Linked DNA regions of Homo sapiens: regions 1, 2, 4, 5, 6 and 7 are each linked to region 3. The links are chromatin loops, found by intact Hi-C in ENCODE. Cell type or tissue: PC-9. All regions are shown on one strand. Region 1 has its middle 52 kb from the start of FAM180A. Region 2 has its middle 170 kb from the start of PTN. Region 3 overlaps DGKI (diacylglycerol kinase iota). Region 4 overlaps CHRM2 (cholinergic receptor muscarinic 2). Region 5 overlaps PTN (pleiotrophin). Region 6 holds the start of PTN (pleiotrophin). Region 7 overlaps LOC105375523 (a long non-coding RNA gene).

Region 1 (4,000 bases), 1.8 Mb after region 3:
CAGGTCAGCTAGGGGTCAGCTGGTCTAAGACTACCTCAAGCTAGAATGACTCAGCTCTGTTCCATATGATCCCTCATCCTCCAGGAGGATAGCCCAGGCTTGTTCTCATAAGGTGGCAGGAGTTGATGACAAAGAGAGAAGCAAACAAGCCCAAATTTGTATCCAGTTTGCTCTTGTCCCATTGACCACAGTAAGTCCCAGAGTCAGAGTAGGCAGGGACCGCAAGGTTACAGGGCAAAAGGCATAGGTATAGAGAGACCATTGGTGTGGGATATGAATGACATCAATTTGTCACAGTGCCTGAAAGAGAAAAGATTGAAATTCCAAGAACAGATCAAAGCCTAGGACTGAGGAAGGAACTCTCCAAGGTAGAATTAGGAAAGTAAGAACAGAATTAGTCTCCAGAGAAGTGAACCTTTGGTTTCAAAAGAAATGGTGAGTCACAGACTGGCCCCATGGCTTATTCTGACCTTTTCTACTCCTGTGAGTGCTGTGATTTTGGGCAATGAATGGCTGAAAGCCCTGGCTTTTTTGCTCTCCACGGCAAGCAATCACAAATACTTTTGTTTTCCCTACCAACGAGATCTTTCCCTTCTGCATTCAAATATGATCTGCTCACCTTAAATAAACTCTCACTTGACTTCTTGGGCCTCTCCAGCTCTAGAAATACTTAAAACGTAAGGAAGAAAAAGAATAGATGGGAAGCAAGAAATCCTGGTGTCGTAACATGATCGTTCCCTTGAAGTTAGCACAGTGAGATTTCAGCTGGGGGCAGGAGGACTTGATCAGGACCAGCCGGGATGAGGTGAGGCAGGATCAACCTACCCATGTCATTGGCAAAGTCTGCAAAGGCTAGACTATGAGGCCATCATGTTTCTTGTTCCTCCTGGCTCTGAAATGTGGACTAATCTAACATGCACAGGATGTCTGCAGCCTCCTCACAACTTAACAAAGAGACAGGAGGGCTAGTTCACAAAACCCCCAAGAGTCCACTTCCCAAGACGGTTCCTACTGAATGGAGGGTGCGGTGCTGAGAGCAGAGTTGGGAGGTTTAGGAAGGGCTCTTCATTTCTCAGCGAGGCAGAGAAACAACCTGGAGTGCAATCACCCGGAGCAAAGGACTTGGGGAACAGCACGATAAATGTCCAGGTGCCAAGAATAGTTGGCAACAAGGACAGCAGGAGCCAAGCACGTGGAAGTGGTCTCCCGGGCACACTGCCAGAGCAGGGCTGCACTCAGAAACAGGACAAAGAGCCTGAGGGACCACAATCAGCGGAAAACCCAGCAGACAATACCAGAGGTGATGGCTGGAGGGACCTCTAGCCAGGCCATAGGGCAAGTGGCCTCTAAGACCATTGTTCCAGTCTGGGTTAGAGGGTGAAAGCTGGCATCTGTGACCAAAATGGGCCAAAGGAAAAGGCTAGGCTTTGAGCTGGGGCACTCAGATATGGTGAACTGCCAGAGAAGATGGGTATTCCAGAGCCAGCAAGTTAGCCAGGGCTGGGAGAAGACAGGGCACCTAAAGTAGATTGGTCAGTGCCTGAATCTGTGCCAAGTTGGAAGAGGGACAGGGACTGTGTCTGTAATTTACAGAACTGGTGATGTATAGCAAACGACCTGTAGGGATGAGGGGCACGGCGGGGCGGGGGTTAGGGGAGAGGCGGCCCGTGAATTCAGATGCAGGGTCCTACAGAGGAATTTGGACACCCAGCTTTGTCTCCCATTGGGAGACTAAGGACTCTTTGGCCACTTATGTGAACACAGAGATCAGTTCTAATTTCCTCTCTGTCTGTGAACAGAAGACTCACCAGCAACGGGGTTTGCAGTTGGCTTAGTCTTTTCTCCTACCCTTCCCCTCCCCAGGAATGGAAATAATTAGTGTTAACTCGTATATTCACAGAAATGCATTTATAAGGCATCAAGCCAATGATTTTGACCTTAATATTGCTCAGCTCACACCAATTGCACCAATGCGATCGATCACAACATGCAAAGAGAGTTCAGGGGTTAGCAAGTGTTCCAATTGTCTTCTCCTAAGAAGAGAGCGCCATCTTGTGTACAAACACTGAGTTCAGGATATGCTGAACCATTTTTTTGAGTTTTAGTTCACCAGAACTGAATCTGTGACCTCGTGTTTACTTTCCAGAGTTTCCTGAAACGTTGCATTATGAGAAACATGAAGATGTCCCTGAGCGTGTTAAGCTGTTGCCAGCCACGATTGTTATACTAAAGATGTACCTGGTCCGCGGAGGACATCTTTCAGCCTAGTTTTTGAAGACCTGTTACTTCTCTTCCTCAATTTTGAGTTTAATAGATGCAGAAAGACTTCCTACCTGAAATTCCACCTTTAAAGCATGTCTATGAAACAAAGGTTTTCTACCAGCTCTTCCATCCAAGTTTGAAACCTCCTGCTGAGCTTTTCTTCCCAATGTGTGGGGCCAGCCACGGTGTTGCTACCCGGGAGGGAGTGGTCTCGATGGGTAGCATTTGCTGATTTCCCTGATGCAAACTCTCGCATGGTGGCTGATTTCAAGGACTAGCGAGACCTCATTGCTGAAGAGCTGGGAAAAGCTGCCCCCGTCAGCTCTCCACAGCCAGTACAAGCTGGCTCCCGCCTACGCAGGAGACCCACGGATTATGCCCATCTTTGGGAAATGGCTCAGTTCATTGCTCAGAGATAAGGAACTGCTCAAAAGAGAGAGAATGCTGATAGGAACAGGCCAGATGTGGGGACGCAAAGACATATAATGTACCAGACAATGCCAGGAGGGTGGATATGAAGCAAAGAAAAGACATCTTCTCAAAATAAATAAATAAAAAGACATCTTCTCTCCCTTTTACAAAGACACAAAATCCCAGAGTCTTGAATGCTGTGTCCCAGAAGGGTCCATTTTCAATGGCACAATAATACATGGAAGAGGCTTAAAACTGTGCCTAACATTTCGTGCTCTATACGTTGTCTTAGTTGTTGTTAAAACTCAACTTTCTGGGATGCCTCAACTGGCCACGTATCTTGATAAATTCATTATTTTCTTCAATTATGCTGTAAGAAGAATACTTGTATCTTCTTCAGCCTCCAACAGACATTCCTTCACCATCTACGGAAAGACCCTGAATATTTTCACTGGAAAAGGGCCAGTAGTGAAATTGGCAAACACTCCTTCAACCAGGACAATGCTTCTGGGGAAATGACATTTATTGAGCACCTACTACATGCCAGGCAACTACAAAAGATCTCATTTCACCCTCACAGCAACTCTGTAAAGGAGGCGCTATTGCTGTCCTTTTATAAATAAGGAAACTGGGGCTCTGAGATGTTAAGGGAGTTGTCTAGGACTATATGGTGAGATAGTAACATAGCTGGGGTGACTCAAATCAGAATCTCTCAGGCTCAAAGCACGTTCCTCTCTCTATGTGTCCACACTGCCCTTGATTGAGAGAAGGCAGAGCTCAAAGGTGGCATTTTCATCAGGTTGTGAATCCACTTTCATGTCATATCACTGTGTGAATGGGACTCCCGCATTTGCACAGTGTACAGCCTGTGAACCCTTACCTTACATGGCTGTGTGCATATTTCTTGCCCCTCTTCTCTGTTACCTATACCCCATGGCCATTTTCTCTTCCCCAGACTACACCCCAATGCAGAAACAAAGGTCCAAAGAAAACACTCACTTCCACTTCAGTGAAACACAAATACTTTTCTCCTCAGAGGGTTGAGGAAGGAGAGAGAAAAGATGGTGGCCACTGAAAACAGGAGTGGAGGATGGTCTGGATTCCAGAAGGATGAGGAGCACCCTAAGCAGAAGAAAGAAGGTTCCTCTGTCAGAGAAGTCCAGCAAGGAGGGTGAGCTGCCCCCACAGAAGCCTCTGCCAAGTTCTCCTGTAGACAACGTCCCGGACACGTGTACGTCCCCCTAACCTTCGGGTCAGGAACCTGGGTAAGGGACCGCGAAGGAAAGCTGAGTCCCTGACTGAGTGATAACTGAGCGGAAATCAGTGG
Region 2 (4,000 bases), 420 kb after region 3:
GTAAGGTAATGACTGGATCAATATATAAATCGATATAAATCAATTGAATTGAATATAAATCAATTTATAGAGGTTTAATAGAAAAGTATAAATATTTAGCAGAATTTCAATTTAGTTCTGCTAAATATTTATACTTTCCTGTTAAACTCCGTTTTTTCTAATGAATTCCAGCACCTCTTCTTCAGGTGATACTTAGAAGTGCCCCATCTACCCCATCAAGTCTGTTGGCTACTTCAAATTCATGCATTTTACTTCTTCAGGGGCCTCTTTCCTAAGAAAACATGTTAAATGAAGATTCATCAGCTTCAAAATATAGACAAGATGTATTTAAGTAATGGAGGGAAAGGCTTGATGGCTCTCCAATCTAAAGTGTGTCCAATATATGTATTTTTAAATTATGGGATAATAAAATATTAAGAAGAAATTCCATGTAATTTTCATAGTTATATATCAGCCTCTCACACCATAGGGTGAATTGATTCATTTTTCATTTACGTTCATGTTCTGATTAAATAATTGAACATGCCCTACTCTGAAACACCAGAACAACTCTGGAATACAGCTGAAGGTGCCAACCTTCATTCGACTCTTGTTCAACCCATATCTCTTGGTAGTCCCCTGATAATCATGTTCCTTTCACATCAGTTTCTTCAGGCAACAGAGTATTTCCCTACATGGGTATCACTCCTACTTTATTGGTAAAGCTATAGGAGAGGAAGGAAAAGAGAAAGAAAAACACAGAGCAAAATATCAACAACCCACATTTATTGAATCAACATTTCTGTAGAGGGAATCATAAATAAATTATAATGCTTTCTCCACATAATTCTGATGATCAGTTATAATCATGAAGCTTTCTTTGGGAGCCTTCTAAAATGTATCCATTCAAGGCCTCCAACACTTCCTGAAAATTCAGATTCTGGGGTACATCTGATAACTACACTGAGGAATTGAGAGATTTCATGAGAAAAATACTGCAAAGGAGTACAAGAACTCTCAGTGTTTAGTAAACATCATCAAGGCTTCTAGACCAGCTCAGTTCAACAGAAATATAATGTGAGCCACCAAAGCGAGTAACCTATAATTTAAAAATTTCTAGTAGCCACTTTAAAAAAAAGTAACAAGTAACAGGTGAAATAAATTTTAGTAATATATTTAACCCAATATATCCAGAGTATTATGTTTTCATATTAAAGTATAATTTTTACATAATCTTTTTCATATTTAATCTTTGAAATTTCATGTGTATTTTACACTTACTGCTGATCTCAATTCAGACTAGATCTTAAGTATTCAGGAGCAACATGTGGCTTGTTTGCTGTATCGGAAAGCACGGCTCTAGAGACAGGTAAATGATTAGAAGTAAAGCCTAATAAGCACAGTATAGAACACAGCATTATTTAAATTTTCACTATGCACCTCAATCCTCTATCCTCAACATTTGAATTGTTTTAGGAAAATATTCTACAGAAAAGTAAAACTCAAAACCAAACATGCTTGAGTAAATTAGAATTTGAGAATGTTCAGACAGTCCCATTGCTCTTCGTCAAGCGTCCTCTCTCTCACAATCCCTGTATCGTAGCCACAGGTGTTGGATGTAGCCCAAGTTGAGAATCCCAGCTGTTTCACAGGGGCTCTGGCAAGTTGACAGCTGCTTTATTACCAGAGCTTGAAATTGAGGCCAATAAACTTAGCACACAGGGACCTGAAGTCCGGTTTGCGGAGACAAGGCCACCATCATGTGGAACGTGACGGAACTGCAGTAAGATTCACGTTCCCATTGCATGGAGAAGACTCAAATGACCTAAGTCATCAGTGCATCCCCACTGGGACAACACTTCAAGAATGCCTAATTAACATACCTAAGAAACGTGCAAAACCTTGGAGATCCAGAGAAGGTTCAGAGAAGGCCAATTCCTATTTCAAAAGAAACAAAAGACAGACTGAAATAGCTAAATCATGCAAGGTCAAAATCAATAAAAATCATAAAATGTAAAATGAGGACTTACACACATCCACCTGCTGAAACCAAGGCTCACTGAATAAGAGTTCAAATATAATATTGGGTTAAATCTACGATTTTGATTGGAAAACTTTTAAAAAATCCTTATTGTAAGAGGAGATAGATTTTAAAATAAAGTACTATAGGATGATGAGTTTATCTTTTTGAAGAATAGGCCAGTATAGTAAATTATTAGGAAGGTTTGAAATGACAAGATGTATTTTGAATGGCATATTGCTTTGGCAATATTAAGGAATTTAGACTGTTTCTATGCCAGTTCTATATAGTCTGTCTTCTGGTTTCATAACACCCTTACATTGTACATGTGTAAGACAATGAGAAAGTTTCAAAATATTCAAACATATAAAAGATAGGCACATATTATTGTGAAGTTGATAAAATGGTCAGGGTTTGTCTGTTGATGAAAATGAAAGACCATCATGTAATACTAAAAAACATGGTACCTGCCAGGTGCGGTGGCTCATGCCTGTAATCCCAGCACTTTGGGAGGCCGAGGCGGGCGAATCACGAGGTCAGGAGATTGAGACCATCCTGGCTAACACAGTGAAACTCTGTCTCTACTAAAAATACAAAAAAATTAGCCGGGCGTGGTGGCAGGCACCTGTAGTCCCAGCAACTCGGGAGGCTGAGGCAGGAGAATGGTGTGAACCTGGGAGGTGGAGCTTGCAGTGAGCCAAGATCGTGCCTCTGCACTCCAGCCTGGGCGACAGAGCGAGACTCCGTCTCAAAACAACAACAACAACAACAACAAAAACAAACAAACAAAAAAAGTGGAACCACAGAGAATATTAGCGTGTTTTCACTGTATCTTCCACTGAAAGACCTGTGTTTTCCTTTCCCAGAAACAAGATCCCCAAACACACGATATTTGCTCCCTGAAAACTTCAGAGTGTATTACTAACCCTATGTTTTCTGAGCCTGTAGAAAAGATGATGTGAGCAGGAGCCAATATGGGTTTATTAATTAAGAATATGTAAGAACAAATTATTCTGTTTTGAAAAGGTTGACATGTAGGGTATGATAATTTCTACACAGCATTTAACTAAAGGTTACTCTTGTTTCTTGGTTAATAATATGGCGAAGTATTGTCTGGATCACCGTCCTACAAATTTGAGCAATTTTTCCAGACAAGTTTAGTTCTTTTTGTACTCAGGGCCATTTCTAATAGAATATTTGTAACCTCTCTGATTTATCTTGTCCTTTTAATATTATAGCAATGACATGACTTAATGCTTAGAAAACATGGTTATCAAATTTGCAGATGACATAAAATTCAGAGACTAGCTAATATGATAGATGTCACAATCAAATTTTAAAATGATTGTGCAGGCTTAATACAAAATGATGACATTTAACAAAGATAAATGATCTTGCATTTTAGTTAAAACAATAAATTTTATAACTAGATTGGGAAGATCTTTCTTTGAAGAAATTTATATAAAAATGATCTGAAACTTTTGTTTATCACAAAATACAAGTTTGGTAACACCCACACAATTTTAGTTTACTAAGATAGACTTCTGGGGTCCAAACCAAATTTGGTGATAATCCCCCTGAACTCCGTCTTTAACTGACAACATTTTGTTAATTTCAGGGCCACATTTTGAGAAAGAAACTGACAAATTAAATGGTATATGGAGAAAGAATTTTGAGATTTATAGTGCTGTAGAAGCCACTTATAAAAAGATGCTTTTAAAGAAAATGTAGTTATTTTCAGGACAGCATAGTGTTTATGTTCATAAATTATGAAATAAAAGAGATCTGAGTTTAAGTCCCAGAATAGCCATTAACCTTGGCAATCTGACCTTGGGTAAGGTGTTTAATGTTTTTCAGCCTCAGTTTCTGCATCTGTAAATTGTTTATAATAATGATGACAAAGAGGATATATGCTAGCAGAAGTTAGATTTTTTTTTTTTTTTTTTTGAGACGGAGTCTCGCTCTGTCGCCCAGGCTGGAGTGCAGTGGCGGGATCTCGGC
Region 3 (4,000 bases):
CAGGTATATATTTGACACAAGGTATTCAGCCTTTCGTTAGTGAGCACATCTGTCACTGTAGAAGCTGGCAGAATGCTGCCAGTAAAGTGACAAAGCTTAGGGAGAAATCAGAAATTGAATATTTTTCACTGACTGGGATGAGGCTATATTACCCCATAACCGTATTAGTTTAAATTAAGAGTATTATTTAAGGTATAGAAAGTATTATTTAAGGTATAGAAAGTTTGCATTACTTTGGAAAAAAGTTCTTAGGCTTCAATATTAGCTACTTTAATTGTATATTATTTAAAAAATACATGAAAGGCCAGGTGTGGTGGCTCACGCCTATAATCCCAGCACTTTGGGAGGCCGAGGTGAGCACATCACTTGAGGTCAGGAGTTTGAGATCAGCTTGGCCAATCTGATGAAACACCATCTCTATTAAAAATATAAAAATTAGTCGGGCATGGTGGTGCACACCTGTAATCCCAGCTACTTGGGAGGTTGAGGCAGGAGAATCACTTGAACCCAGAAGGTGGAGGTGGCAGTGAGCTGAGATTGTGCTACTGCACTCCAGCCTGGGTGACACAGTGAGACTCTGTCTCAAGAAAGAAAAAAATATGAGAAAGCAGAGGGAAACATTCCCCAATAATGCACTTGGAAGTGGAGGTGAAAGAGGTGGTTCTGCTCTCATTTCTGTGACCTTTGGCAGGTTCCTTAACCTCTTTTGAGACCTTCTGAATCTACAAAGAAATGCATTCAGATCTCTAAGGTTCTTATAGCTGTAGCATTATAATAATATAGGCTATTGTTCAAGGGAACTTTAATGCAAGCCACATTTGTACAATTTTGAATTTTCTAGAAGGTACTTTTAAAAAGGTAAAAAGCAGGTGAAATTAGTTTATAATATATTTTATTTATCTAAAATAGTATCATTTCAATATGTGTTAATTTATAAACATTGTTAAGATATTTTATGTTCTATTTGTACAGTCTTCAAAATCTAGCATATATTTTATACTTACAGCACATCCAATTTGGATTAGCTATATTCGAGTGCTGGATCACCACATGTGGCCAATGGCTGCTGCGTTGGACAGTGCAGGTGTAGTCTCTTTGTTACTGGCTTGCACAGTTCAGAGGCTGTCACATAGTTACAGCTGTCAGATGGTCTGATCCCATTTTCAGATCTCTTGGCTGCAATAAATTCAGCTCACTCAAGAATGATCTCAAACCTTCATGTTTATAAATGAGAAATAGCCTGTCTTTGGTCATGTGATAAATTTGTATTTTCTCACTTCCTTGGCCACGTTGACACCTATTCAACTCCTAATGGCTGTCACCCTGCTGAAATATTGACGAGCACATGAACTGATCTCCTGAGGCTCACGTACTCTCATTATGGTTCCTTAAGGTGTGTGACCCATGGTCCCTATCTATCTGGCTCCTGACTTTGGTGAACTTGGCTGGATCTGCAAGTCCACCTTTAACCATTTTAATTATTTCCAAAAGGCCTGACATTAAATTGACTCCAGCCATCCACTTCATGCTTATTTCTTGTTCTATTGGCTTTTCTAGATGAAAAAGCATCCCAAATGGTAGACATCCCCATGCCCTGACTCACCACAGCCAATGCAAAGAAGGAAGTATTATTTTCCTTTAATTGATAGGGACAATCCCTCATCCTAAGCCCCTTTCCTCATTCATCCTCAGCCTAGTTATATTTCATCCTCTCTCACTGAGTAAGCACACAGTGTACCTTCAGTGTGGATTCTATATTGTTTCAAGAAAAGGTCATATTCTGATTTTTATCTTGATTTCTTTTGGGCTAATTTTAAGCACATTTCTTTTAACACATGTTGGCTTTATTAAGTGCAAACATACATTAAAATATCAAAAGGAAGAATTATTGTGCACATATTCAAAAGGGTCCCCCAGTCATCCAATACTGTGTGGTCATTTTCTTTCAGAGCTCAGCAAAACTCTTGTTTTCCTTTGATTTCCAAACGTGAGTGTCCTTCGCTTTTTGGCCTGCATGTACTACAAGGCAGCGCAACGTGCATCTGTTCTCTTGGAAGAAAATATCAGTTTGCTGTCATCTCCACCCTTCAGCCACCCCTTATGTTAGTATACTGCAGAATGAAAATATTGCTCAAAATGCACTTGGTAAACATTCAGTGACAACTAATGCTAAAAACGGACAGATGGTGGCAGCATTGACCAGCTGCTGCTGTGCATGGCTGCTCAGGGACAAAGCGGAGGACCTGGTGTTCTCAATCTGTCAGCCCTGCTTTTCCTAGGAAGGAAGGAAAGAACTTTGCAAGCTGGAAAATCATTAGGCCCAATCAGGATAACTTTCTTCAGTTCTGGTGGAAAATATACCAAGTGCAATAAGTTGCAGTTAATTAAATAATTTAATTGAAAGGGTGCTAGGTGAGCTGGTGGAGATGATTTGGGAAAATACGAAAGCCGTGGCAGAGTTCCTGCCCATAGAACCTTTCAATGTGCAGTCTGGACTTCAGGTGGAAACGGGTTCCGGATTACTGTAAAGACAGAGCTTCCAGTAACAGCTTTAAGATCTTTTGTAAAGTTTTTCTCTAAGGACAAAGACACAGATTGTTTCCCAAGATTTTTAATGTCTCCTGCTATTGTAAGTGTGTATTTGTTTCCATTTTGTTTTTTATAGCCCCTTTTTTACTGCAGGGAACCTCTGCTTTTACTGTTCTTTACAGTCTGCAAAAGAAACGCTTTCTGATTTGATGGCAGCTGAAGGTGGGGCTGATTTGCAAACTCAGGGCTCAACTTTAAGTGGAGAAATGGGAAGAGGGCATTTTTCTTCTAGGAAACTGGGCCTTTATTGAGGAAGGTTGGAAAGAGGTAGCAAAATCTAGCTGAGTCATAGTAGCTAATGTTAGTTTAGCATTTCCTGTTTGTCAGGCACTAGCTAAGCAATGTCTACACATGAGTTGATGAAACAACTCTAAAAGTCAGGCATTATTATTACTCTTGCTGTACAGATGTGAGGGGAGCTTAGAGAGATTAAATGACTTGCCTAAACTCACCCAGCCAATTTGTGGTGGAGCTGAGCTCCCTGCCGCTCAGCTCGGTGCCCCACACTTCTGCGCTGTGCTGTCTTCCGGGAATGCTGGCTGTTGGGGAATGCTGATAGAGCTGCTGGCTGAAAAAAACTATTCAGGAGCTGTGGAGGGGCGATATAGACCCACCTCAGCCAGAGAACTATTAGCCTAATATTGGTTGTCTGTGGGAGAATTTCAAGACAAAACAAAATCTGTGCTGTGAAAGGCAGGAGGCCTTTGATGACTCCAAGGGTGATGGAATGATGAAATGCAAGATTTTCTGCTTATATTCAGGAGACAATGACATATTTGATCATTTGGCTACAGAAAAAAGGAGAAAGAATCTATTTATCCGGTTCATAAAGCAAATTGATTGATGAGAGGCGAAGCACCTTTACATTCACACACTGTGTACTTGTCCTTTTCTGCATAGACCAAGGGTAAAAGGAGAAGAGATGGTGAGAAATCCAGGCACCCTGTGGGCTCTGCCTTTGTGAGGAATCGTAGCTCAGTATCACGAGAACTCCTGACAACCTTCTCTGAGAAAACAATTAGGAACACAGCCTAGAAGATTTGAATGAGGGCTGTTAGAAGACGCAGCATCAGCTGGATGCAGTGGCTCATGCCTGTAATCCCAGCACTTTGGCGGGCGGATCACTTTGAGCTCAGGAGTTTGGGGGCAGCCTGGGCAATACGGCAAAAGCCGCCCCCATCTCTACAAAAAATGCAAAAATTAGCCTGGTGTGGTGACTTGCACCTGTGGTCCCAGCTGCTCGCGTGGCGGAGGCTGGAGAATCGCTTGAGCCCACGAGGTAGACGCTTCAGTGAGCTGAGATTGCACCACTCCAGACTGGACAACAGAGTGAAACTCTGTCTCAAAAAAGACAAAAAAAACAACAACACAGCATCGATTCATAGAAGTTGTGGGATACGTCACGTACTTC
Region 4 (4,000 bases), 720 kb after region 3:
GTTCCAGTTCATCAATCTGTTATTTAAAATGTAGTCCTGTGATTTCCCACCTCAGTATCATGGAAGGGGCTGGTTAAAAATCTAGATTCCTGTCCCTAATTCCCAGCCTGACTCAATGTCTTTACAAGAGGAATAAAGTGTCTCAGATACTCAACCTGTGAATTAATCTCTTTTAAATGACTTCTTAGAAGATAGTAGTTATTTAAGTAATTCAGAATCTTATCATTTAAAGCACTATACCTGGTGACATGAATATTGACTTTTGAAAAAGTGGGCCCAGTTCTGCCAAGAGGTCAATATTCAAGGATATTTAGGATTCTCAGCCTCAGAAAAGAGAGGTCCTGTTTTTCTGAGCCCAATAAATACAGATAGCTTCAAAAGACTGCCTCGTTACTACAGTTTTTGTTATGTATTTTGCACTAATCTTAAAAATGTAGATCCTCAGTTTTATTGTTGCTGTTACTCATTGTCCATGTGCTGGAAATTTGAACTTAAAATAGCCCTCAGCCTATGAAGTTGCCTACAGTTTCTTTGATACGATAAAATGGAGGGGTACTGTGGGTATCTATGCGGTTGCACACTATGCAATAAAATAATAGTAAAATTATTTTGAAAATAGAAAGTGGTTTTAAAAATTCCACTTAATTGTGTTATTTGGAAACATCAGGGCATTTGGTTTCGTTTTAAAGAGAAGACAGAAATACAAATGTAAGTGTATATTGCCATCATTTATAAAATATGGCCTCTATTCTCACGTCATCTGTATCCCTAACAAGTTCTAGCTGTTACTCTACTACCAGCACCAGATAAAACCATCCAAGTTGCCTAGCATTTTTATAAGTTAACTCCTTTGTAAATAATTTGTTTTTTAAAATAAAAACACCCATGGCTTCGCCTTCCAAAACATGTTGCTATGAATAATAAGGGCTAAAAATGTCATTATTATTATATTGATTAGGTATATAAAAATAACAGGAATATACTGAGCACCTAGTGGGCACCAGGTGGTGCACATGGCTGTGAGAGATTAAATGAGATAGAGGATGCCAAATATTCATTAACTTCATCATATTATATCATACCTTTTCATGAGTATTATTATTAGTTTGAGGAATGGCTAGAGTATAAGTGTGAAGCTTATCATTGCCTGTTAGTATTATAATAATAATAAATTCCACGAAGAGGAGGAAGAGGAGGAGGAGAATAAAGGGGAAATAAATATATTGGCTAGTATTTATTTAGCATGTACACTGTACCAGTCATTACACTAAGCTATGTGCATGGATTCTTTCCTTGTGCAGTTGGAGGATGAAGAAATGCCTGTGAGAAAGATGGCTGGCAAAACAGCTCTATGAGCTATGGAAGCTCTCACATGGGTTTGATCTCAGGGTTTATCCTAGACTGTTGAGAAACACTGAAGAATTTTAAACAGGAGAACGACATGTTCAGATTTGCATTTTAGAAAGGTCACTCTGGCAATGTGAGGAGTAGCTTGTACTAGAGAAAGACTGGAGAGTGGGAGACCGGTTAGAAGCATATGGCTCTGGTGATAGTTCATGTGAGAGGTGCGAAAGGTCTGAAAAGATGCCCGGATGGAAAGAGGGGGATGGATTCCAGGGAAGCCTCTGAGGGAACAGATTTAACCTGGGGTCTGATCAGAGGGCAGCAGTGGAATTTGGAATGAGAAAGAAAGAAGATATGTTTATAGCATATCAACCTCACTTCTAGTTTGCCATGTATTTAGGGATTAATAAAAATGTGCAGCTTGATATTATTATTCACACAATCATGTAAGTAAGAGTAAAACGTCTACGTTTCTCACCTAACAAATACCTCCACTCTTTCTTTCTCACGCGTGTGTGTATGTGTGTATGTATATGTATATATGTATATATATTTTTTTCTTGCTGGAGATATATATATATATATAAAATTCATGTGTGTGTATGTGTGTGTATATATATGTATATATGTGTGTATATATGTATATATGTGTATATATGTATATATGTGTATATATATACACACATACACACACATGCATTTTTTACATATATATATATATATTCAGCAAGAAAAATGTTTCCATTCTAAAGATAGAAGACTTCCATTTAGAAGTCTTAAAGACTTAAATGTGCAGAATATTCTATCAGACTATCCTCCCAGGGATATCTCGGTGGCATCTCTTTTTCTTCCATAAGAACATTTTCATAACAATGTTAAACCTGTAAGGGTATAAATATCCTTCCCACCCCTTTGCCATAACTGTATACATAGTAAACAACATTTGACATGCCCAGACAACAAATGTATTCTACTAATCTCTTTGCTTAAAAACATATTAATTCAAAGTCCTTCTTGCTTAGGTCCAGTTGAATTTTTGTTTGAAATTGAAATTCTCCCTAAGCTTTAAAACGGATGTCCTTGTCCTATCCAATCCAATGTGCTTCCAGTTATTGAACACCAGAGGGCATCATTCAGTGAAAGCTTGGATTTGGGAGGGAAGAGGGGAGAGAGGGGGGGCAGAGAGAGAGGGAGGGCATGGGGGAAGACAGAGAAAAAAAAGAGAGACAGAAGGAATTCCATTACTAATGAAAGAAAATGAGAAAACTGAGTTTTTAGTGTGTACCCTTATCTACCATGAAACATTACCATGGTAACAGCACCAGTTAAGATGATTGTATATTTAGGTCATAGTATAAAAGAAGGAGCTAGAACATGTGAAGAAAAAAAAAGAGAAATAAATAAAGTAAGACAAAGATATATAAAGAGTGGAAAGAGGCAAACCAACTGGAACCTACCTCATTCTTTGCTAATAGCAGTTTACAAAGTAACATTATACTTTTCAAAGCACATGTGGATAATAAATACTAATTAAAAGTAAATGGGGCCATTGAAATTCAGAATCTTAAGTGCCAACAATCTTATAGAAAAAGAGAACTCATTTAGCATGAAAAAATGGAGAGACAACTAGACTGGGATTGGGATGTGTGTGTTCTTATGCAGTTCTTGGTTAGCTGTGTCACCTTGAAAAAGTCTCTTGATCTGCTTCCTATCATGAACTCAGCTGAATGATATCAAAATTATCTTTTATTACTATGCATCAGACAAAAGAACTTCTGTTTAATAATGTCTTAGTATTGCTGAGAGGTGAAAATGGCATCTGCCAAAATTTTGGTGCCCTCGTTTACCTCTGCCAGAGGCAATCACTGACTAAACAAGACAAGCACGTGCCAACTAAGAGCCTACTCAGCACTGCCTCTTCTTTGCTTAAGGTTTGGAGGATCTAACAAAAACATGCAAAGTTGTATTAACAGATGGGGAGAACATCATTGAACTTCTGAATGCCATGGTTTTGTTTTCCCCAAACACAGGGAAAACAAGTGCCACAACTATTTATAGCGAACCGATTGACACACTATAAGAACTAAGACAGTGGAGTCCAACAAGCTTGTGTTTGAATCCAGGGGCTGCAACTTACTAGCTGTATGATCTCGGGTCATTACCAGACCCCTCTGAATGCTGATTTCTTCCTGTAGAAAATAACATCTACTACATAGGATTGTTGCAAAGATAAAATGAGAAAATTGATTGCTGTATTAACTCATTCAAAAGAGATTTAATATGTTTCTTAGGTATGCCTGGCTGTATTTTAAGCAGTGAGGCTAAAGCAACTGACAAAACAGAAAATATCATATGGGAAGATGCTTAGAATAATGCCAAGGACTTAGAATACACACAGCAAAAATACCTGCCTAAGGAAAGGTGACTTGCATCTCTTTCCCCACATACCACCTCCACCACATAGGCCAGGTGAGCTGTGGGATATGCAATCAGTATACTTATGCCATTTATCTTAAATGAGAGAAGTCCTGATGCCTGCTCAATGAACCAAAGGTGGACAGAGTGGGTACAGGAAGCAAAAGCCAGTTGTTAGTAGTCACAAGGTGGACATTGGTGGCTTTCGATACATAGGAGTCTCTTGGGAACTATGCCACGG
Region 5 (4,000 bases), 320 kb after region 3:
GCTACAGCTTTTCAGACACAATCAAACTTTACTGAGTAAATATTTTTTGTGATTTTTTTTTTTCTGTTAAAAGCAATAATTGTGAAGCAAGTTCTCTGTGCACTGGTATACATCCTAGGAGAGGACTCTAAAGACTTCACCAATACCATGCACCAGTATTAGTTAACTTGCATGAGTCTGGTGAAACAAAACACTCACACAAGTGAAGCAAAGCAACTATATTACTCACAGACAGGCAGCAAGGGACAATAGAAGCCTGGAATCAATGGCAAGCCAGGTCCCCAACTTCATGAAAACTGCCCAAGGCAGGTGAAGTCTTGCGTACATGTGCCCCATATCACACTGCAGCTGAGGGGCCCTCAAAACCCATTTCACCCTGGTTTTATATCCAGGGGTAACCGGAATTTCCAAGCTAAAGCATTGCAGGACGTCCTCTTCTAAGAGGGATGAGAACAGAGCCTGGACTGTTCTAATAGTTTCTCTTTATCTCAGGATGCTGCATTCCCAGCACGTTCTGCAGTTGCCCTTGAACTACATTAGAGAAAGGAGGAAGAGCTGGGTCTCTAGGGTCATTCAGGGACTTGCCTTGCAATAATCAATTCCTTTTCTGGCACAAATTTAATAGTCTGTAACAGATCAATTAACAAATTTAGATCCGTCTTCAAAATTCTCACTTCCCAGATGGACTTTCATTAGGTGTTTGACCTTTGTATGACAGGTTTTTCTTTGAGTTGGGGCTTGATGCTGACCTGCGACATTTCTGCCTCACAAACATAACCAAGATCAGCCAAACAATAGTTATTTGTTACTTCCTCCCAAATACATAATAATGTGGGATGCCATTTGCTTAGTTGTATGGCAGTGAATTTGAAAACCTGCATGCTGTTTTGTTAATTATGTTTTTAATTGAGTCACTTCATCTGAACAAATAAAGCCACCAGTTATTAGAAATGCCATCTGAAGTCAGTAGCTAATAAAGCTATACTGAGTTGTTTCAGAAGTGTATCAAAATGTGGTAGAATCATGACAGAAATACCTTTTCATTTGAAGCTGAGATCTATACATTTTTAAATGTGGTTTCTTACTGAGTTAGGTTGAATGATTATGGATTTGTGTTTTTAGTCAACATGGGGCATTTATTTGCAACTTGCCAATACTAGAGAGTCTTGCCTTCAGAACCTAATTCAGTTTGCCAATACAATTTTTTTTTTTAAAAAAAGATTTACTGCCAAAAGTTGAGAAGTGTCCTTTTAATTTCCCACAAGAGATTTTGGCAAGAATATTATCATAAACACTTTGCTTTTAGTTACAGCATTTTTATGTCTCGCACAAAGATGTGGTATATAATCTTATTGGCTGAATCCTCTTAATGAGCCTGTAATCTTGTAGGGTTTCTAATATCACATGTAATTCCCATCTGTATCTCCCTCATAACTTGGGATATTATCTTTCATATAGTAGGTGGTCTACGAAATAGTTGCTGATACTAATGATAATTCTGGGGCTTCAGCTCATCTATACCATACTTTCTTCTTTTATTACTAAACTGACCTATATACTTCACACTGGTCTCTTGATTTCTCACCTGAAACTTTAGATTATTCTATTTCTTCCATTGGAAATGCTTTCCATTCTAGGTTTACTTATCAAAGTCTAAACCGTCTTAAAAGGCTGCATTATCACCCTCTGTGCAAAGCTGCCTCTGATGTTTTTTGGGGGAGATATACACTTCTTCACCTCCCCTCTCTTCCTCAAAGAACCACAAGGGCTACCATTGATGGAGAACTGAATACATGTCTCACAGGATGCCAGGCATTTTATATGTTATCTCACTGTACTCTTCAAACAAATTATAAGTGTGCATATGAAAACTCTGTGTTTCCATTGATGAGGATACTGACAGTAAAAGAAATCGACTACTTTGCCTACATATAAGAAGTGATGAAGCCAGTGTGAAAAAATCTGACTTCAAAACCTTTTCTCTTTCCACCATATTAAAATAGGCCTCTTATGCCTTACGATTTTCTGTCATAAATTCTTCATGATTATAATCATACTTGTTAGGCTATGTGTTTGATCTTTGATGACAAGATGAAATCATTTCAGACTTTATAAAGTACAGAATAGTTAACTATAAAATTTCTATTTTTAAATATAATTTCACAAATATTTTTTGAGTACCTAATGTGAGCAAGGCATCTTTCATACTAATAATAGATTTCATATTTACATCACCATCTGTGAGGCATTTTTCCTATTCTATCTTTTAAAAAAATACTGTTCTGATGAGAACACATGGACACAGGGAGGGGAACATCACACACCAGGGCCTGTCGGGGGGTGGGGGCCTAGGGGAGGGACAACATTAGGAGAAATACCTAATGTAGGTGACGGGTTGATGGGTGCAGCAAAGCAGCATGGCACATGTGTACCTATGTAACAAAACCGCATGTTCTGCACATGTACCCCAGAACTTAAAGTATATATAAAAAAAAATACTGTTCTGTGTCACTATTGTATCTCCTAACTAGATAGACCTTGGTATTGGGTAGACCAGTGGCCTTTAAATGTATTTTCTTTTTTTGACAAATGGACTTTTACAAGGAAGTCAGTGAGTAGTGAAGGAGGAGCTGCTCTAGGCACAGCTGGGGTAAGGAGGGGGCACTATTGGGTGTGGCAGGGAGGTCAGGGCACCTTCTCAGGCCTCTCTTAATGCCTTGCTGCAACCCTTGGTGCTTCCTTGTGGAAACACCAGTGCTCTGTTGATAAAAATAATAAAATGAAAATAAGAAAATAAGAGGCTATTTGTGTGTGTGTGTGTGTGTGTGCGCTTCTGAAATTTTGAGGTGTTAGTGCTTATTCTGGACTCCTAATTATAGTACTTTTGTAATAAACAAATAAGCAAAAGTGAGCTGAAGTACCTAAAACACCCACAAAACTGATAAAAATAAAGACAAACCAGGACAATAACCACAGAACTATGCAAAGGATATCTTGATGAACTCTTGAATATGGCAGCTGACCCCTTGGTGGTAACTTAGGGTTTTAGTCATGTTCATGCAACTCACAGCCTTTTCCCCTCTCCGTGGTCTTTCCTTGTCTCTTCTCCAGACTACTTAATGACTCTGTCTCTATTCCTTTCCCCCTCACAGCTCCCAGGATTAACTCATTTCCACTGTCTTCTTTTGAGGTCCATCCACTGTTTCTTGTTACTGTGTGCTCTAGACTCTACACATTTGTCACTGAATATTTTATAAATGCCACCTCCATTCATTTGCTTACATGGTCCTTCTACTTGAGTTTTCATAAGTATCCAGTGGTTTCATAAGTATTTGGTAGTTCCTCCTGTGTTCATTCTCCTTCCTGCTGCCTTGTCCCTTCGACTTCAGCCATGTTGGTAAATTTCCTGCAGCTTCCCCAGCCATGCTGAACTGTGAGTGAGTTAAACCTTTTTCCTTTATAAATTACCCAGTCTCAGGCAGGTCTTTATAGCAGTGTGAAAACATGCTAATACAACATCCAACATGAATTCATGCTAAGGAAAAAGTAAAGCCCAGTAAGGGAACAGAGATGTGTAAGTGGGTGTTATTTTAGATACCATAGTCAGTCAGTTACTATATTGGCTACCAAGGCCATTTTTATTCTTTATTTTATTCATTTATTTAACAAACATATAAATGAAATCTGTGGGTCAACACTGTTCTAAACCTTACAAATGAATAACAGAGAGATAATGTTCTCTCCCTTAAAGGATGTATTGATTACTGAAGGAAGATGAATACAAGTGTTTGTGTCTACACACACACAGTATTATATATACACAAACACAATCACAATCACACATGCATGCACAGAAAATTACATTATTATCCAAAGGCTTTCGATAGAACTTCATCAGTAGACAGTATTCTAAATGTCAGTTATTCTAATAGGACCTCAAGCGTCCATGACTTGAGTTACTGGTAGTTTTTCTCAGATGAGAATTTACTTATTGGCTAGT
Region 6 (4,000 bases), 250 kb after region 3:
CTCAGAGTTTGAGCTACTTTGACGAATCCTCTAAATTCTTGGGTGTCAAAGGCATGTTACTAAATAGGTTGCTAAAGGCACCAAGGAAACCAAAAAAGGAAAGAGCTCTCCCTAAAGGTAAGTAGCACTTAATTGGGAACTTTGAGACGTCTGTCACTCTTTGTGACAATTGAGAAAAAGTACTTTGTACATTTTGTGCTTTGCAGGTGAGATGTGACTGACACCTTACTGTCTCTGTGTTTAGAGAGGGCTTTCGTGGGTGGAAGAAGAGGCTGGTTTGAAGAGAGTGCTTTTCCATTCTGAATATCATTAAAGGATTGTGGGGGGCCAAAAATGTAACCTAAAATGCCATCAATTGTCCATTTAAAATATCCTATTTGGCAAAGTGGCTTTGCACTCATCTGAAGAATAGATCATGGGTGGAGTTTGGAAAAGAAATGTTGTGTTTCGTCTCTGCTAAAAACAAAACAAGGTACCATCTCATGGCCTCTTGGTTCAAATCCGTTTTCTTGCTCCGCAGGGAGAGACTGCCCCTGGAGTATTCTGCTTTTAATAAGCTTCCCAATCAGCTCTCGAGTGCAAAGCGCTCTCCCTCCCTCGCCCAGCCTTCGTCCTCCTGGCCCGCTCCTCTCATCCCTCCCATTCTCCATTTCCCTTCCGTTCCCTCCCTGTCAGGGCGTAATTGAGTCAAAGGCAGGATCAGGTTCCCCGCCTTCCAGTCCAAAAATCCCGCCAAGAGAGCCCCAGAGCAGAGGAAAATCCAAAGTGGAGAGAGGGGAAGAAAGAGACCAGTGAGTCATCCGTCCAGAAGGCGGGGAGAGCAGCAGCGGCCCAAGCAGGAGCTGCAGCGAGCCGGGTACCTGGACTCAGCGGTAGCAACCTCGCCCCTTGCAACAAAGGCAGACTGAGCGCCAGAGAGGACGTTTCCAACTCAAAGTAAGTGAGAGGAACGTACGATTTCTCGGAGGGCTCTTCGATCGAGTTTGCCTTCACCCTGTGCCACTTTTCTGGGTGCCAGCAGATGATGGTGGTAGGGGTGAGAGAGGCTGCCTGGTGTCTTTGCTGATAGGACTGCTTTCAAAACTGACTTGCTCCAGAGGCCAAGGGAGGCATATTTTTGGGGTTTCAGGTTAGGTTAGTTCGGGTGTGCTTAGGTAAGTGAAAGGAAAGAAGTTTTTGTGATGTTAAGCATGTATTTGGACCGTGTTCCAGCTACCAGCTGGAGAGCAAGACAGGGTGGGCTGGAGAGTGCATCTTTGCTTTTTGTAAAACCTGGAGCTTTAGTAGGTGTGTCTCTGGCTGGGTAGGTGCAAAGAAAGTAAGGCAGCCTGAACAAGCAGCTCTCATTTTCCCAGCCTCTCTCTGATTCTCTGATTGCCCCAGAGCCTGTCAGCCCATGACTCTTAGCTGGCATTTCTAGGTAAGCTGTGGGGGCTTGTTCCTCCCAGTGCTAGCTGACATGAAACGTCTCTCACGGAACTACTGGCACCCGTCTTCCCACCTGACAGCCCAGGAATGGTTCCAGAAATGGTTAGGTCCAAAGTTTAGAAGACACACCTGGAGTCCCATCTCTCATTTGAATGCAAATTTAAAGAACTGCCCAGTACATAGACCCTTAAACTTTTAATTTGACCCACATAAATTTAGGATATATTTGTTACTAATTTACTAGATATTTAGAGTTTCTGAGTTGTTGTTTCTAATAAGTTAAGAAAACATTTTTTGAGAGGAATGTATTCAACTCCTTTCTTAATAGATGGAAAGTGAAACCTCCTCTCTCCTCTCCATACACACACACCCCTTTCTCCATGACATAATGTGACACAACACACACACACACACACACAGGAACACACACATGCAGTTTATATACACTCTAGTGTTAACTCACCCTTGTGTCTGTTAAGAGCTGCTTTGTAAGTTTGGGGACACATTCAGAAAATAGGAGGGGTAGGGGTGCTAAGAGGAGAAAATATTAAAGCTGCGGTCCTTGAGCATCTCTCATTTTAAGAGTTATCAGGCATTTTGCTTTAGCAGCTTGAGAAAGGGGTGATGTGTGTGTGTGCGTGTGCATGTGCGTGTGTGTGTGCTAGAGAGAGGGGTCTGGGAGGAGATTTAGAAATCACCAAAAAGAGCTCTGGACTAATAACATAATGAAACATTTTATGATCCTAGGCAAATGTGGAATTGATGAAACAGCAGGGCCCATTTTAGCCCCTTAATTATCCGGGAATGCATTGATATGTAGAAATATTGAAAGTTAATGACAATGAAACAAAAGAGAAGTCTCCCAACACAGAAAATAAAGCTGTATTTTCCATCTTCATTATGTTTCCTTTTAAGTAAATTATGCACTTTAAAGGCCAAGTCGTTTAAAAAATATAGTCCAGTTAAATTCAGAGGAAATTAGAATGAATATTTTTTTCTTCCTTTGGGACATGAGTTATTTCAGACTGGCAATATTTGTACTTTTTCATTTAAATTAGAAGATGAGATTTTAAAAAATTATATTATTTAAAAAAAACTCTAATGCCATCCTTTTGTGCTTTAAGAAACTTGGGCCTTAAGTTCTCTAATTGTACTTTAAATAAATAGAAGGTGATCTTTTTTCTGCCACTGCTCACTGGTTCCCTTTAGGACATCTTTTTCTGCATTTAGTGAAAAGCCACTATAAGGAACTCCCACCTGAAGCCACATATAACAGCATTAGGTGCTGTGTTCCAGCTGTTTGCTTCTGGATGCAAATGCATTATGTTCTCAAAGCTAGAGCTTGAGATAAATAAAAGTACTATTAGATACATGACTTTTTAATTATCTGACTTTAAATGAGATATTATAGATAATTAGAGTAATAAGGTATACCTAACTATATTTATAGTCTAATGTATTATATGTATTATATATAATTCTCTGTTTTTTTAGACCCCTTTCCATGAGATCATGAGATTTGGTTTAATAAACGTATTAATTTATTGATATTTTCCATATGCCTTATTTGGGCTTCACATATAGCAACACATAACAAGATCTACATTTCTTTTTAATGAGCATTTTCATTTTTTAAAAAAATTTCAGTCAAGCCAATGGCCTGGTTTAAAATTTCATAAAAGCCTAGTTGTTGAAAACAACAGAGAGAAATAAGATCCCCAGATAGTTGAATCACTTTTTTTAGTAAAATCAATCTTAGATATCAAATATTTTAACTTTAAATATTTTATTTTTCCTTTGAAGATATTTTTGCTTTCTCACTTACATGGCATTCTCACATGAATTCTGACCATATTCCTATTTGTCATGTGGTGTTTTTAATTACTATTCAAAAATTTCCCACAAAATCGAGTTTACCCGGCTCGTTGAAAATGGTGTGATAAATTAACAATAGATTGAGGGCCTGAAGTCAGAATTCAGAATACAAATTCCAGTTCTCTAAAGAATTATGCTTTTTAATATGGCGGCATAATGATATGGGGAGTTGTTCTTGACTTCTCTCAGGAAGGAGGTGTCCAGACTGAGACCACCCAATGTGATGAGTGCAAACATCCTCCACACCTGAGTGCACCTCAGCCCAGTTTGAGATGTGCTTTTCTCTGGAGCATGAGGCTGAGTGGGAGCTCTCCAATGGCCTTTGTTCCATAGCTTTGCTAGTGATGTTGAGTTGGGCTTCTCCATAAGGGTGAGGAATGTTTTTAGCTCTGGCTTCTGTTCTAAATGAATAGTCGAAGAGTTTTTGCCTCCTTCTGGCACAAGGTCATGTCACTGCTGTGGGAGGCGAAGTAAGATGATACTCAGATATGAACCTTCTTTTTATGAGCTGGGCTTGCTTTTTTCCATCCAGAGTCAATTGGCTTAAGTGGAATTTGGGCCATGGCCTCGTGGAAAGTTGTTTTTCCTTCTGATGTTTATGGACAATTCAAGTTTCCACCCACTGGGCTATTTTTCCATCCACTTCAAGCCAGTCTAGTGTGCGGCATAGTTTTCATGGTGTCATTACAATATTTCT
Region 7 (4,000 bases), 1.2 Mb after region 3:
ATAAATGTTCAGAGGCAACACAGCATGGTAGGCAGAGGTGAGAAAGGAGGTTGCAAAACACTTGTGTGGTTCCCCAGGGGGAGAGGAATGTAGAGCAAGTCACATCAGGAGCCTAGTGGCTGCTCTGTCCAGAGATATATGTACATTCATGTGTGCATATTATTTTTTTCTTAGAGGTATAATATGTTAGAATCTTTCTGATTATGTACAGGCTTCTGCTACTCATAACTTAAAATATCATGCATCTTGTTGCCGCATGTAGCTATGGCTGGGGCAATTCCTGCAAAACCTTCCTCAGCTTCCAGCCTCTTTTATCATATAGAAATTTAATTTCAGCAAGGAAGAAAGGACAAGCTAGACAGGGAGTCTCCTAGGTGAGGAAGCAAATTAGTGGGAAAGGAAAAGGACATATTCTGGCTCCAAAAATGGAGTTGTTCATCTCCAAAGTGCAATTGAATAGCTATCAGTATGGACAGTGGGGGAGCCAGTAAAGGATTTTAATCAGAAAAGATGCAAGATTGTATTTGCTTCTGGGGAAGGTCCAGAAAACTGCAATACTGGGGACAAACTGGAGGGTGCTGGGCATATCTGGATGAAAAAAGCAAAAGTGATAGGACAGAGTTGAGAGGAATATATTGAGGGGCTATTTAGACAATACTTAGGGAGGAATTAGAGATTTGAAGAAAGAAGGTGTTTAGGTGACTCTCAGATTTGAGCAGCCCCTTATATCATGGAGTCAGTACTTACCGTATTTGACTACTAGTCTAACGAGCCTTCTATCGCATTATATAATGCCTATTCTGACATCTAATTTCAGAATCTCAGATGAATCACCCAGTCCTTCTGTACTTCTTCATCATCAGACAAGAAAGGACAGCAATCTTAAATTATTCTCCCTACTTCCTACCCCCAATCCCATTTCCCAAACTTTTCTCTCTCCTCCAACAAAAGTAAGGTGGGAATCCTTAATCAACATTACTCAATCAACAGAATTAGGTAACCTCAAAACTGTGAGCTCTCCATCTCTGCAAATCCAGGAATGAGGAGGCATGGATCTCTAGGATGCTCACAGGAATTGTGTGCAAGGAGACCTAACTGGCATAAGGATGCAAGATCCCCCCAGTCTTCTCTAGCAGTGGACTGACTGATGTGGTACAATAGTATTTCCTAATGGAAATTAAAATATATGTGAACAATATACTTAATCAAGAATCTCTGATCAGGCTTTATTAACATGAGAGTCAGGCCACCAAAGGATTCTATGGACCAGTGTTAAAAAAAAAAAAATCTGGGTAGGATGGAACCATGCAAACAGGAGACCTGGGTTCTGGGTCAGCCTCTGATTTAGGTGAGCTGGGTAATTAAGGGCAACCCTGCTCTCAAACTTGGTTCTATTGTCTATAAAATAAGGAATTTGGACTCTAACGTCTTTCCCAGGTTTGGTGTTCTGTGCCTCAGGGAATTTCTATAAAATGTTGTTTCATGCTTTCATTTTCATGAACTCTAGCAAATGGGAACTAATGACTCATTCAAAGTAAATTAATTTACCTGGAGTCTGTTAGGGCAACAGAAATAGTATGGTTAAAAAATAGAACTGATATTTTTCTTCCTGCCAACCCAGCAAACATCAGAAACAGGAAAAGGCTTCGCTTAATAGTGAGACACCACGCTCCATGGGGTGTCACAGTTTACAACATACTTCACACGGAAGGCATCGACAAGCAGGGAAAAATACAACTTTTATTTTTTCTACTTGGAATTAAGAGTGTTTTTCATTGCACTCTATGCCCAGGGCTTTAGCGTTTGAATCAGGTGGTACAAAGCTGATGAAAGAGAGCCTGGAGCATTTGATGGCATTGTCTACTTGGGCTCTACAGCAGAACGGCGAATTCTGAGTTCGGCCCTCTAGTGGACACATACTCTTATTGCAAGTTTCTTTTACTAGGAAGCAGAATCACATCTACAACTGCGGGGGATCAATGGGTGAGAGAGAGAGGGACGCCGTTTCACATGATTTGTGTCTGTCACGGTCTGATTCTTAACTGTGACACATATAAAGACCACGAGACGTGGAGCTAAACAGTCCCAAGTCTGAGTGTATCCTAGGTTGGCCATTAGGGAGCTTTGTGGGTCCGGATCAATCTCAGAGTTCCAGTGTTTCCATTATATGAGTGTCTCCCCACGCCGGGCTTTGTTCTTTAAATGGAGTAATGCATCCACATATGCTTTGTGAAATGTAAGTGCTTGCTACCTACCAATTTCTATTATTAGTTACATTCTTAAAATACCTATTAGTTTTTTGAATGCCTAAACCATTTTCTCTCTCTCTCTTTTTTTTTTTTTAACTTTTAAGTTCAGGAGTGCATGTGCAGGTTTGTTATATAGGTAAACTCGTGTCACGGGGATTTGCAGTACAAATTATTTCATCACCCAGGTATTACACCTAGTACCCACAAGTTATTTTCTGTGATCCCTCCCGCTGGATAGTAGACCTTTGTTGGATGCAGTTTGCAAAAATTTTCTCCCATTCTGTAGGTTGTCCGCTTACTCTGTTGATAGTTTCTTTTGCTGTGTAGAAGCTCTTTAGTTTAATTAGATCCCATTTGCCAATTTTGCTTTTGTCCCAATTGCTTTCGGTGTCTTCATCAGAAGTACATGAGGTGATGAATACAATAACTATCCTTATTTGATCATCATACGACATATATCAAGATACCAAGTTGTACCCCATAAATATATACAAATACAATGTGTCCATTAAAATAATCAATTAAAAGTTTTTAAAAATGCAGAAGATAAACTTAAAAAAATCTCTAAATAGGTAAAATTTTATGTATTTGAATAAAAAATTATTCTTCCACATTTCTCCCTTTATCAATCACCTCTCATCCTTATTCAATGTCTTCTCTGAACTCACGATGGCACTATTAAGTGAAAAAAAACTTAGATAAAATTTGAATATTTACTTAAGACTTACCTCATTATTAACTGAAGAGTTAATAAGAGATCTGCAAAGTTCCTGAACTTAAATAAAAACAAAAGTTAATAGTTAATAGTTAAATAACTTAATAAGAAGATAATGCCACCTACCTATAAGAAATCCTCATTAAATATAAAGATAAAAGTAGGTTAGATGTTAACAAATGGAAAAGATAGCTATTTTGATAGTAGTCTTATTTAAGATGAAATTATTTCCCAAAGAGCTTCTCTACAAGTTGCTTAATATCTCTATGGTAAAAGAACCTAACATTTATAATTGACTATTTAAGAGTAATGGGATTATCTAGCCTTTTATCTTTTTATTTTCATTGTCCTATATGTTAACAGTAAATCACCAAAATTATCCTTACTGAGATAAAAACATTATCTCAAACTAATTCAAAAGCAATGAGTAATATGTGTGAAACAGACAAGATTAACTACCTCACTCTAAATATAAACGTACTCGCCTTCTTTCTTCCCAATACTTTCTCCAAGAAGCACACAAACCTTGCTGCACACAGAGAGCAGCTGACTATTATTGCAAAGCATTCCTCTTGTTTCCCCAGATGTGTTTGTGTATCATCTTAGTCTACACAATACACCCTCCCCTTTCCTCTCTTATCACACGTTTTTGAGAACACCTTTTAAATTAAAAAGTATCTTCAGTATTTATGAAATAGAGTGTTATTTTTTCTCTTTGAAACTATGCAATTAATATTCCAGTATAACCAAACAAAGTAGGTGAGCCTTCTGGGTTAGGATCTATGGTAACAGTCAGAAAGAAAAGCCATGCTTAAACTTTAGCAAGGAAAAAGGATGAGGAGGGAGGGCAAGGAGCAGGCAGTGATGCTGGAATGGGAAGGTGGGGTGTAATAATGGGCTGATTTGAGAGTCTGAAACAGAGGGCAGAAGAAAGTGCATTTCGGTGGGAGTGGGAAGAAGAAGTGGTCAGCCCACCCCCTCCAGGAGCCCCATATCCTGGCTTATATGTTCTGATGATACCCTAAACCTCAAGGAG

Evidence for each region. Peaks named below come from ENCODE experiments on the same cell type or tissue, not always from the same donor. Only the 100,000 strongest peaks of a DNase experiment are listed, where the experiment ranks them.
Region 1: it touches region 3 in a loop (15-fold over the local background); 15 of 110 quality-filtered maps call a loop at or near these places.
Region 2: it touches region 3 in a loop (17-fold over the local background); 53 of 110 quality-filtered maps call a loop at or near these places.
Region 4: a loop joins it to region 3, with 4 times the contacts of the local background. A loop is called at or near these places in 5 of 110 quality-filtered maps.
Region 5: a loop joins it to region 3, with 2.5 times the contacts of the local background. A loop is called at or near these places in 2 of 110 quality-filtered maps.
Region 6: it touches region 3 in a loop (5-fold over the local background); 5 of 110 quality-filtered maps call a loop at or near these places.
Region 7: it touches region 3 in a loop (16-fold over the local background); 26 of 110 quality-filtered maps call a loop at or near these places.

What each region holds. Positions count from the first base shown.
Region 1 is chr7:135,799,312-135,803,311 of GRCh38, reverse strand. No RefSeq gene overlaps it. Among named protein-coding and RNA genes, the nearest start is that of FAM180A, 52 kb to the right of the region's middle. In PC-9, CTCF peaks have their summits at 1,842 and 2,046 (motif pointing left); a DNase peak (open chromatin) is centred at 2,051; H3K27ac peaks cover 532 bases.
Region 2 is chr7:137,167,106-137,171,105 of GRCh38, reverse strand. No RefSeq gene overlaps it. Among named protein-coding and RNA genes, the nearest start is that of PTN, 170 kb to the left of the region's middle. In PC-9, CTCF peaks have their summits at 1,551 and 1,751; no DNase peak of the experiment used is centred here.
Region 3 is chr7:137,590,649-137,594,648 of GRCh38, reverse strand. All of the region lies in intron 12 of DGKI (diacylglycerol kinase iota), which reads left to right. Among named protein-coding and RNA genes, the nearest start is that of PTN, 250 kb to the right of the region's middle. RefSeq lists enhancers at 2,379-3,578, 3,212-3,712, 3,713-4,000. In PC-9, a CTCF peak has its summit at 2,181 (motif pointing right); a DNase peak (open chromatin) is centred at 2,218; H3K27ac peaks cover 380 bases.
Region 4 is chr7:136,873,091-136,877,090 of GRCh38, reverse strand. All of the region lies in intron 2 of CHRM2 (cholinergic receptor muscarinic 2), which reads right to left. Among named protein-coding and RNA genes, the nearest start is that of CHRM2, 6.4 kb to the right of the region's middle. In PC-9, CTCF peaks have their summits at 2,261 and 2,469 (motif pointing right); no DNase peak of the experiment used is centred here.
Region 5 is chr7:137,272,862-137,276,861 of GRCh38, reverse strand. All of the region lies in intron 1 of PTN (pleiotrophin), which reads left to right. Among named protein-coding and RNA genes, the nearest start is that of PTN, 69 kb to the left of the region's middle. In PC-9, no CTCF peak of the experiment used is centred here; no DNase peak of the experiment used is centred here.
Region 6 is chr7:137,340,375-137,344,374 of GRCh38, reverse strand. It overlaps PTN (pleiotrophin), which reads left to right and starts at 642. Exons shown (of 5, transcript NM_002825.7): 1 at 642-936. RefSeq lists a cis regulatory region at 90-99 and promoters at 103-848, 1-848. In PC-9, no CTCF peak of the experiment used is centred here; no DNase peak of the experiment used is centred here; H3K27me3 peaks cover 1,411 bases.
Region 7 is chr7:136,404,294-136,408,293 of GRCh38, reverse strand. It overlaps LOC105375523 (a long non-coding RNA gene), which reads right to left. Exons shown (of 6, transcript NR_187964.1): 5 at 2,978-3,024. Among named protein-coding and RNA genes, the nearest start is that of MTPN, 430 kb to the right of the region's middle. In PC-9, CTCF peaks have their summits at 1,683 and 1,883 (motif pointing left); no DNase peak of the experiment used is centred here.